2 separate regions of the Mus musculus genome follow, and region 1 is linked to region 2. The links are chromatin loops, found by intact Hi-C in ENCODE. Cell type or tissue: gastrocnemius. All regions are shown on one strand. Each heading gives the region's core, and the rest is flanking DNA. Links, peaks and the distances in the headings are about the cores only.

Region 1 (6,136 bases), core at 723-5,722, 970 kb before region 2:
AGAGACTGAAGGAAAGGCCATGAGACTGTCCCACCTGGGCATCCATTCCAAACATAGACACCAAACTCAGACACTATTGCTGATGCCAAGAAGTGCCTGCTGATAGGAGCCTGATATATCTGTCCCCTGAGAGGCTCTGCTAGAGCCTGAACAATACTGATGCAGATGCTTGCAGCCAACCATTGGACTAAGCACAGGGACACCAATGGAGGAGTTAGGGGAAGGACTGAAGGAGCTGAAGGGTAACCCCATAGGAAGAACAACAATATCAACCAACCAGAACTCCCAGAGCTACCAGGGACTAAACCACTATCAACCAACTAGAACTCCCAGAGCTACCAGGGACTAAACCACTATCAACCAAACAGAACTCCCAGAGCTACCAGGAACTAAACCACCAACCAAAGAGTACACATGGAGGGACCCATGGCTCCAGCTATGTATGTAGAAGAGGATGGCTTATCAGGCATTAGTGGAAGGAGAGACCCTTGGTCCTGTGAAGGCTTGATGCCCCAGTGTAAGGGAATTCCAGGTTGGTGAGGTGGGAGTGAGTGCGTGGGGGAGCATCCTCATAGAAGTAGGAAAGTTGGATAGGGAGTTTTTGGAGGGGAATCTGGTAAAGGGGATAACATTTGAAATGTAAATAAATAAAATATTCAATAAAAAAAGAACCTGGAAGACAGAGCTTGAAACAAAGGACTAGGAAAGATAGCTATTACATATAGATAGATGGGGTGATAGCTCAAAGTAGAGGGTCACTTCAGAGAACTCCTCTGAACAAAGATTTTTCTGACTTTTATGAGTTTGCAGGGGTTCATGGGAAGTCCTATACCATGTGTTATTAAGTCTAGCATAGGCTGCATGCCAAGATATCAGGTCCTAGACAGGACCATTAGTTTAGTCTGCAGCTGCAAATGAGAAAGAGATAGATAGATATATAGATATATATATATAGATAGATAGATAGATGATAGATAGATAGATAGATAGATAGATAGATAGATGATAGATAGATAGATAGATAGATAGATAGATAGATAGATAGATAGATATAGAGAGATAGATGATAGATAGATAGATAGATAGATAGATAGATAGATAGATAGATAGATATAGAGATAAAGAGATGATGGATTGATTGAGAGATAGAAGATAGGTAGGTAGGTAGGTAGATAGATAGATAGATAGATAGATAGATATAGAGAGATAGATGATAGATAGATAGATAGATAGATAGATAGATAGATAGATAGATAATGAGTGGAGAGATAGCTGAGGGGTGGATGGGTAGATAGATTGATAGATGGATGGATAGATAGAGATAGAAAGATGATGGATGGGTAGAGAGATAGATGATAGATAGATAGATAGATAGATAGATAGATAGATATAGAGATAGATGATAGATAGATAGATAGATAGATAGATAATGAGTGGAGAGATAGCTGAGGGGTGGATGGGTAGATAGATTGATAGATTGATGGATGGATAGATAGAGATAGAAAGATGATGGATGGGTAAGAGATAGATGATAGATAGATAGATAGATAGATAGATAGATAGATAGATAGATAGAGATAGATGATAGATAGATAGATAGATAGATAGATAGATAGATAGATAGATAGATAGATAGATAGATAGATAGATAATGAGTGGAGATGGATAGATAGATAGATAGATAGATAGATAGATAGATAGATAGATAGATAGATAGATAGATAGATAGATAGAGTGTCACAGACTACCTTCTGAGAGAGAAGAGCAGCTAGAGTGGCTGTGATCTAACTGTAGCAATTTAAATATAAGAAGGAAAGCTTGAAGGGAGACAGACATTGTATTTTCACATTAGTTTGTATCTGGTGGTGAGTGGAGAAACCTAAAGAGTTTGCACTGGTCATCAAATATTTTTTAAACACATTTTGAAAAACAAAAAGCAAAAACCAAGGCAGGTCCTCACCATATAGAGCTCACCAACCTCAAACTCTTGCTCCTCCTGCCTCTGCCTTCCAACTGCTGAGATTATAGGCCTGTGTTATCACACTTAGCCCAAATACTCTTCAATGAAATGACATGCATCACTGTGATATGGAAACAGGAGTGGAGAAAGGCATCAGGCTTCACATGAGACAGAATATCCCCCAGGCTTTGGTTTGAATGGGAAATATTCTCCCAGAGGCTCATGGGTTGAACACTTGGTCCTGGCCTGGTGGTGATGTTTGGGAGGTTGTGGAGCCTTTAGGAGGTGAACCCTTGCTAAAAGAGGTATGTCACTGAACTGAGCCTGAAATTACAAGAGTATAGCCTGCTCTCACTTCCTGTTTTCTTCCTGCTCTCTTACTCGTGGTCAGCGTTATGACCCTGTTGCCACACCTTCCCCACTATGAGGGACTGTATTTCTCTAGAATTGCAAGCCAGAATAAGCCCTTCCTCCCTGTCCTGGTTGGGTTTGTTGTCAACCTGGCACATTTTAGAGTTATCTGAGAAGGGGGAACCCCAATTGAGAAAATGCCTATAAATGTTTGGCCTGTAGGCAAGCTTATGGTGCATTTTCTTAATTAGATATGAGAAGGCCTAGTCCACTGTGGATAGTGGTCCCCTGAGAAAGGGTGCCTAGGGTGAATAAAAAAAGAAGACTGAGCAAGCTTCAGGGAATGAGCCAGTAAGCAGGTTGCTCCATGGCTTCTGTTTCATTTCCTGCCTTGATTTCTGGCCCTGACTTCCTTTGATAATGGACTATGATATGGAACTGGGGGTTGAAATAAACCCTTTCTTCTCTAAGTTGTTTTTGGTCACAGTGTTTTATCATAGCAATACAATGCTAAGACAAGCCTGTAGCAAAAAGACTAGAAACCCCTCTCTCGATAAAGTCTCCTTGTAAAAAACAACATGTCTTACAAAGGCTTTGTGAATTCCAAAAGCAGGAGAATGTGGGTGCTGTGTAAATAAGCTATAAAGGATCATGACCTGAGGGGGCAAGGAGTTTTTTGAACCTATGTCCTGTTCCATTCTCAGGAGTACCATTTTTTCTTCTTTATGAAACTGTCTCTATTACTATAACTACTCGTGTATTCCTTCTTTGAATCTTTATTTTGCTACCAAGAAGCCTAGAAATCTCAGATGATCTCTAGACTCAGGTCTGAATCAGCAGATGCACTACTGGGGGTGCTCTACCTGGTATGATATCTCTGTCGCAAATGAAAACTAAGAAGTGTAAAGCATGTGATGTGGACAATGTGTAGTCAGGGGGCCCCATGGACTCTGTCAACAAGCAGTGAAAGAAGATGTGCAGAACTAGCCCCAATCATACTCAGCGAGAGCTGCAGGACAAGGACAATGGCTGAACACCTGGAGAGGCACAGTGGGAGGTCAGACGACCTAACTGCCCTGCCACTCTCCTCCCTCCACAGACACAGCCCCGCCTGCCCGGCAGACACACTAACATCTGCTTTCCCCTGTTGAAGGAAAACACACCACTAATCTTTCTTTAGGAGTTTCATTAAAGTTACAGATTGTAAAGGGGACTGACTGGTGAGACAGCTTCATGGGTAAGCCAAGCCTGACAACCCAAGTTTCAGCCCCAGACCTATGTGTTAGAGAACTGTCTTCAACACATTGTCTGCTTCTCTTTACCCATACTCACATGCACACACACACACACACACACACACACACACACACAAGAACACATACATGCATGTGTGTGCACACATGAATATTTAAAAGAAAAAAAGAGAATAAACATGCGTATGAAATCTCTTTCCTAATCATGGAGGGGGGAGTGAAGCTGCATGGAAAATTAAAAAAAAAAAACCCTCCACACGAGTCACTCTAAATAATGTGACCTTGCTACTAGGCATCAGTTTAGCACAGGGTCAGTCTTCTCTCTCTCTCTCTCTCTCTCTCTCTCTCTCTCTCTCTCTCTCTCTCTCTCTCTCTCTCTCTCCCTCTCTCTCTCTCTCAGATGGAATTTTTCCAGAAGATTGATTTTCTGCAAGAAGAGTCAAAAAGACAACACACCAAGCTAGGAGGAGGCAAGAAGAGCCTTTAAGACTGTCATTTGCACTAAATTGGTCACAAGGAAGCAAATGTTGCTTTAAAAGCTTTTTGAAGAGCGTCTCAGCCCAGCTCGCTCAGAGATGGAGATAATCGCCTCCAGCTGACCTCTAATTACCTAGTTTGGATTGGAGCCACACCGATTATGTGCCGCCAAATGGATTTCACTGGAATTCAGATTTTCTAAAAATAAAACAGCCAACAAGCCAGAGCGAGTACCAGTCTCCTTGGATGATTCATCCCAAAGGCTAAACTTAGCAAGACTGTGATGTCCGATTGCCAGAGCACTTGCTGTCTTGTTCTCACGGGTAGGAAATGTTGTCTTCTTCTAACATCCTTGAAAATCGGCCATTCTGTCAAAAGCCACATGCAGACAGAACGATGGCTTTCGGGGAGCAAACCTGGCCCTCTAGCTGGGGGCTACTGCCATGGTAACAGCAAGTGGTACCCATGGCAGATGAGATGGCTCCATGACTGAGCCAGAATGGAAAAACACAGTATCACTAACTCACAAACGACTGTTACCCAGTGGACAGATGACAGCTCTCACGAAACTGCCACTGTGAGTAAAGACTATAAATATCACAGAAACTGCGAGGGAAGGTTATGCTGTAGGAGACTCAGTCCTTACTCAAGGTCCTTGCCTCAGTGATAATTAAAAGGTCAAAGTGGACTGGAGGAAAGTAAAAGATTGATAACTAGCTAACAACTCTGTTTTATCTGCTGGGTGAAGGAGAACAATTTACCTAACATCTCTGAGCCTCTTCCATCAGCAAAATACAGAAAAAGAATTGTGAGAGTCATAGTGCCATTCTTTTTCATTAATTAATATATTTACTTCACATCCTGATTGATGGCCCTCCCAGTGCCCCCCCCCCCACAGTTCCTCCCCAACCCTCCCTCCTTCAACAGGGTGGAGGCTCCCCCTGGATGTCCACCCACCCTGGCACATCAAGTCTTTGCAGGACTAGACAGATAAGGCAGCCCAGTTAGGGGAATGGGATCTATAGACAGGCAACAGATTTAGGGAAAGTCCCAGCCCCAGTTATTGGGAGAACTGCATGAATACTGAGTTGTACGTCTACTACATATGTGTGAGGGGTCTAGGACCAGCCCATGCTTGCTCTTTGGTTGGGGGTTCATTCTCTGAGAGCCCAAAAGTATCCAGGTTAGCATAGTGCCACTGTTAAATGAAAATGTTTTTGTTGTTGCTGTTGTTGTTGTTTTGGAACTGGAGTAAATATTTGTTTGTAGCTAGACAGCACAAACACTTACTGGAGGCTTGGAGCATCTTGTGTTTAAACTGCTGGTGACTACCTTCCCCTATATTCACTTCCTCTCGATTCTTCCTCGGCATGCCCAGTATAGATGCCTTGGGGGCTTTTAAAGAGAATAGCTAGGAAAATAGTAATGTTCATCCTAGAGCAAGGTGAGAGAAGCATGATAGATAGAGGCAACATAACTAAGTGGTGTCTATAATGGAGTTTCCCAAATGTCAACTGCCACCCTTTTGTCCCTGTCCCCACATGATACCTGGCCAAGTAAAGGGAAATGAACATATTAGATGAACAGGTGTCTGGTTAGAGATGAGGGGAGAAGGGCTTGGTACACTGCCATTCCGTTAATTGAACAAAACACATCTTACCTGCACTCGTTGACCTAGATACCTCTCTCCTATGACGGCTACCTTCCATGCATAATTACACTTTGCCTTTGAGCTGAGGTTGAGGCCAGCAGCCACTGGCTCTACCACAAGATCTGAGCTGACGTCTACAAAACAAAGATAAAGAAGGAGGATGACAAGGGAGAGCGAGCAAGAGAGAGAAAGAGAGAGATCTAAAACAGTGGTTATAAACTTTTCTAATGCTGTGACCCTTTAAAACAGTTTCTCATATTGTGGTGACCCCCCCCACATAATTATTTTCATTACTACTTAATAAGTGTAATGTTGCTACTGTCATGAATTGTAATGTAAATATCTGTGTTTCCCAATGGTCTTAGGTGACCCCTTTGAAAATGTGGGTTGATCCCTGAAGGGTCATGACCCACGGGGTGAAAACCGCTGTTGTAGAATGAAGAA
Region 2 (6,136 bases), core at 523-5,522:
ATATTCTTTCAACCCAACCCACCCCACAGCCTTGTTCTACTCTGGGTTCCCACCTGTGCTGGTTCACTTTTTGGTCAGCTTGGCATAAGTCAGGGTCATCTGGGGAAAAGCAACTTCAGTTGGGAAAATGCCTCCATCGGTTTGGCCTGAAGGCAAGTCTGCAGGGCATCTTTCTGATCAGTGCTTGGTGTGAGAGGGTCCAGCCCACGGTAGAAAGTGCCACTCCTGGGCAAGGAGTTCCCTCTGAGTTACATAAAATACATGCTTCAGCCGGACGAACAAGCCAGTTAGCAGTGTTCCCCCATAGTCCTTTTTTTTTTTTTTAAAGATTTATTTATTATTATATGTAAGTACACTGTAGCTGTCTTCATTATATGTAAGTACACTGTAGCTGTCCTCAGACACACCAGAAGAGGGCATCAGATCTCATTACGGGTGGTTGTGAGCCACCATGTGGTTGCTGGGATTTGAACTTCGGACCTTCGGAAGAGTAAACAGGTTCCTGCCATGACTTCCCTTCATGGTGAGCTGGAAACAAACTGTAAGATAAAATAAATCTTCTTGTCCACGAGTTGATTGTGGTTATGGCATTCACCACCGCTATGGAAAGCATATGAGGACACCTCTTGAGCCAAATTGCTACATGGCGTAAAGCCTGCACCTCGCTGGCCCTTTTCATGGCTCGGTGAGTGGAGACTCTCCTTGTTTCACCTCTGAACACCTTTCTTTGCTCTGTCTCCCACAGCAGGAGATGCAAATCTACACCCATACCTGTCTCGGAGATCACCACTGAGATGCAGCCAAGAACTTGACTTATAGGGAATAACTTCAGTGCCAGTCAGTGTAAAGCAAAATTGGAGTTTATTAAGAAAAGGAGAGTTGGCTTAGCAGATATATAGTACACAACATGCCTGCAGGCAAAATTTCCATACACATAAATTAACAAGGATAAATAATGTAATAGCGAAAAGGAGAAGAGGCCTGTGAGGGGCTTGAGCATGTCAAGGTCCTTGCCCTGTGAGCCGGATAATCTGAGGTTTTAATCCCAGTATCCCTATAAAAAACTGGACGTGGTAGCACACATCTGCAACCCAGCACACATCTGCAACCCAGCACACATCTGCAACCCAGCACTTCTGGGCTAGACAGTGGGGGGTGGGGGTGGGAAGCAGAAACAAGTTCAGAAGCTTAGGAGCCCAGTCTGGATACAGAGATACAGAGCACAGGACAAAGAAAAGATAACATTGGCCCTACCAGTTATTCTCCAGCCTCCATCCACACTCAAGCTCTGGCATGCTCACACACACACACACACACACACACACACACACACGAGAGAGAGAGAGAGAGAGACAGAGAGAGAGAGAGACAGAGACAGAGACAGAGACAGAGACAAGAACAAAGAAAGGGCAAGAGGGAGACAGATCCTTCCTACACACAAAAATAACAGAATTAAGTTATGAAAGGAGAGAAGGCTTAGGTTAACAGTACTTGCTGCTCTTGCAGAGAATCTGGGTTTGGCTGTCAGCACAGGCCTCACGTGACTGACAACTGTAACACCAGTTCTGGTGGATCTGATGTCCTCTTCTGCCTTCATGGGCACCTGCAGGGCATATGGGCACATGTGAAACTTGCATGTAGATTACGGTGGCCTCTAACTCCGAGATGCCCCTACCTTTGTCTCCTGGGTGTGTGAGGTGCACATACACACATTCAGGTGCACATGTACATGCAATAAAAATATTTTTTATTGCTGGGCGGTGGTGGTGCCCGCCTTTAATCCCAGCACTTGGGAGGCAGAAGCAGGCGGATCTCTGAGTTTGACGTTAGCTTGATCTACAGAGTGAGTTCCAGGACAGCCAGGGCTATACAGAGAAACTCTGACTCGAAAAAACATTTATTTAATCTAATTTTTAAAAAAGAAAAGGAGCTGGGTGGTAGTGGCTTTAACAGCTTTAACCCCAGCACTCAAGAGGCAGGGGCAGATGGATCTTTAAATCTGAGGCCAGGCTGGTCTACAGAGAGAGTTCCAGGATGGCCAGGGCTACACAGAGAAACCCTGCCCTTAAACACAGAAGGAAGGAAGGAAGGAAGGAAGGAAGGAAGGAAGGAAGGAAGGAAGGAGGAAGGAAGGGAAGAAGGGAGGGAAAGAGGGAGTGAGGGAGGGAGGGAGGAAGGAAGAAAGGAAGGAAGGGAGGGAGGGAGGGAGGAGGAAATGACAGAAGGAAGGAATGAGGAAAAAGGAGGGAGGGAGGGAAGAAAGAAGGACAGAAGGAAAGAAGGAAGAAAAGGAGGGAGGGAGGGAAGAAGGACAAAAAAACAAAAACAAAAACAAAAAAAAAACTGGGAGTGATGGTACATGCTTTAATCCCCATTCTCAGGAGGTAAAGGCAGGGGAATCTCTGAATTCAAGGCCAGCCTAGTTTACATACAAGTTCCAGGACAGTAGGGATGCACAGAAAAACCCTGCTTCAACAAACAAACAAACAAACAACAAACAAAAAAAATCTCCATAATATAACAAAACAAAAAATTTTAAAAAACTCAAAAATTAAAAATAAATCGACAAAAAGACAGTGCACACTTAAAAAGATAGAGTCAAAAGAGTTAGGGATACTTCCTGACGTGTCTTCAAGATGCTGTATATGTGGTTTTGTGGCTTTTGAAGTTACTTTCAAAAGATATCATTTACTATTTTTCAGTGTGTGATGTGTGCATGTGCCTGTGTTCCTGTGTGGACACATTACACCACAAACACACGTTCATGTGGAAGTCAGAAATTAACATCAGGGGTCTTCCTCAGTTGCTTTCTCCCTTACTTTTTGGGACAGGGTCTCTCACTGAACCTGGAACTCACTGAGCAGACTAGGCAAGCCCCTGTCTCAGCCTCTGTAGGCCTGCTTGCTGTGGTTTGGTAAGTTGCACTGGACTCAACTGAGAGACAAAAGCCCAACACTGAGTCACGGGGGGGCTCTCTTCCATATCTCTATCCTCTTTGGCTTCCATCCTTTTAACCTACCTAAGTCCATCCCAGATCCTGGATGGGTGGCATGAAGACAGACAGACATGCCAATGACAGTAGGCTAAGCAGCACAGACATCCATGTCCCTCTGAAGCCATTTCTGAGGAAAGCAGCTCGGGTTTGGTTGGAGGAGCCAGATGGCAGAGCGTCAGAATTCTGCTACCGGGCTCTCTTTCCATGTTTGGCTTCCATACCTAAGGTGGCTTCAGGCTTCCAAGACACTTGTTGTCTTGGTTACATTCCAACCATCAGAAACAAAACAAAACAAAACAAACAAACAAAAAACTAAAGAATGGCAAATCTCTCCCTTGAATGTCACGAAGTAGCATCCCAATTTTATTTATTGACCCAAATGTAAACACACAGACCCATTTAATTGGAAGGCAGACAGGGATTTATTTGCCGTTCAAGTAGGAAGCTGCTAACAGAACTTGACGTTGGGGGTTGGGGGTGGATATAAGCAATGAACACAAGAAAAAGAGGGTAACTGGGAGTCATAGAACAGTCATGTCTATGCTGCCCAGTTATTCAAAGCCCTTTGAAATATAGCTTTGAAATATGGCCATTTGACACCTGCTTCTGTTGCTTTGGTTTTGTTCTATAGCCCAGCCTGGCTTTGAACTTATTAAAAATCCTCCTGCCTCAGCCTCCTGATGTGAGCCACCTGTCCTAACCCTATATTAGACAGTCCCATAAACAACTTTTCTTTTTAATCAAATATATTAAAATGAATCTAGCCCTGCTCTGATTACATCGTGCGATCATCATATTCTGAGCCATAATCACATTATACTCTGCACAGCACTCAATACACAGCCCTCACCTGTCTGGTCCTTGAATTTTTAGCTAAAAGTTGCACCATACATATTTATTAAGTAGAATTAGTATGGGAGCCTTGAATTTATGGAAGGGAAGAGAGAAGCAAGTCAGAGAGACGGCATTCATTTAAAGCAGATTAAATGCATTAAGAACAAGCATCGTTTGTCATTCGGTTCTAAGGCTACGGGCATTAATATGGAATGTTTGCATGTTGGTGTAATACAAAGGGTGACACGCATTTGCATCAGAAAGAACAATTTGTAAGCAATGACTATTTTCAGCTCCAACACAGAGTGACAGCTTTTCAGTTTTTAGCAGAAGTGTTAAAACTTATCTCTGTCAAACACTTGCTGGGACGTTTACTGTGTCACTTACACTATTTAACATTCTATTTTAAACTCACAGCTCTGCATAGAAATCAGAAGGAAAAAAAAAAGAATAGTTTTAATTGCTGCTAATTTTCTTGTAGTAGCAGGGAGAAACAAAAATAACTTGGGCATGGAACTTCCTGAGTGCTGAAACATGACCATAGCTTTTCTATATCCATCTTCCATCTTTAATGGCCAGTTTCATGGGCTCTCCATTAAGTTCAGACAGGAAAATTTAAATACAGTGTCTGAAATAAATAATAAATTCCCAGTCAAAAAGTTACTGGCAGTTGGGGCTGGGGAGATGGGTTGTGGTTAGCAACACTGGCTGCTCTTCCTCCTCCTGAGGAACAGGGCCTCTTGTCTGCCCCCTTGTGAATGTATGTCCTTAGATGGTCCTTCTGCCATGCCCTCTCGGACCCCTCCTCCACAGCTCTTCTCAGCTGACCACACAATAATCTCCTCCACTTGGTGTTTGTAGTGTGATAAGAGTTGGAGCACGGATCTGAGCTCAGGAGCGCATCACTCCAGCTGAGTCTTAAAATAGAAAAGGGATTTGTGAGCCAGCTGCGGGGAGGCACAGCAGCAAGGCCAGCTACTTAGACTTATTCTCAGGAAGAGAACAGGCTGGAGGTTGGTGTGGGCACCTTGGTGAAGCTGTATCAAAAAAGGAGAAGAGCTGGGCAGTGGTGGTGCACGCCTTTAATCCCAGCACTCCAGAGGCAGAGGCAGGCGGATTTCTGAGTTCAAGGCCAGCCTGGTCTACAGAGTGAGTTCCAGGACAGCCAGAGCTACACAGAGAAACCCTGTCTCAAAAAAACAAAAACAAAGCACAAGGAGCATCAGCAACAACAACAACACCTGGATGAAAAGGCTCAGTGAATAAAGATGCTATCTGCTAAGCACTACGATCCAAGTTCAAATCACCAGAGCCCATGTAAAAGGTGTGATAGTGTCTTCCAGTGTCTACAGGGAGGTGGGAGATAGAAATGGTTGAATCTGTAGACACTTGTGAGCCAACAGGTCTGCTGTACACAGCAGAAAAACAGCAAAGAGATCCTGTCTCAAACAAAGTGCAAGTTGAGGGCCCACACCAGAGGTTGTCATCTGACCTTCTAATGTGCCCTGTGACACACCCTCTTGTGTTTGCACACATGAATGGGCGTGCACACTGTTTACACACATGTACATACACATGCACGTGCAAATTGAAAAGTTCGGTGCAAAGTGTTATCCGATATGAGGAAGGCCCCAATTTGATCCCCTGAACTGAAACAAACAAGGGCAGACAATCTGTTCTTTAGGCCAGGCCTGGTGTGGCACCTCCTCCTGTTTCAGCACTCGGGAGGCTGAGGCAGGAAGTGAGAGCTGAACTTTTGACAGCTCTACTCTCAATGTCTGATCACTCCCCTGGGATCTACCTCTAAGGAGGGTCACTTTGGGCATCTGGGAGGGGTGCAAACATTGGGACCATAATAAGCACTGTGGTATATGCACAGACACTTGTATGAATGAGTGACCAAGGCAAAAAGGAGATCTTGCTGACCACAATTTATTTCCCAGGAGCTCCACGGCCACCCATCAGACTTCAGACAACTCCACAGCTCCATTTCCCAACATCCTGGGATGCCTGGATTTGTTCCTATTCAAGCTGCCAGTCATCCAACCTCAATTGCCTTGCAAATGAATCTGTGAACTAGGGGTGCGAACTCTGCAGCCAGTACCGTAGCACCCAGAGGAGGCTCCACTCCAGGAGCTCTCACATGCCCAGGATGTCAGGATCGTGGGTGAGGAGGACACAACATCAGTTCCAACACCACCAGGAGTAACTGGGACCAGCAGGATCCAGGGACGCAGAAACCCCACCCGACCAGTGGCTAAGGTTCCTTCTGGTCTGCACTGGTTTACCTTGCATGCAAACTCCCAC

Evidence for each region. A loop is a pair of places that touch in the nucleus more often than their neighbours do. Peaks named below come from ENCODE experiments on the same cell type or tissue, not always from the same donor. Only the 100,000 strongest peaks of a DNase experiment are listed, where the experiment ranks them.
Region 1: a loop joins it to region 2, with 3 times the contacts of the local background. A loop is called at or near these places in 2 of 42 quality-filtered maps.

The regions. Positions count from the first base shown.
Region 1 is chr10:12,015,126-12,021,261 of GRCm38, forward strand. No RefSeq gene overlaps it. Among named protein-coding and RNA genes, the nearest start is that of Gm40601, 40 kb to the right of the region's middle. In gastrocnemius, for the core only: no CTCF peak of the experiment used is centred there; DNase peaks (open chromatin) are centred at 3,386, 4,244, 4,425 and 5,673; H3K4me3 peaks cover 811 bases; H3K27ac peaks cover 1,666 bases.
Region 2 is chr10:12,982,514-12,988,649 of GRCm38, forward strand. No RefSeq gene overlaps it. Among named protein-coding and RNA genes, the nearest start is that of Stx11, 21 kb to the left of the region's middle. In gastrocnemius, for the core only: no CTCF peak of the experiment used is centred there; a DNase peak (open chromatin) is centred at 3,143.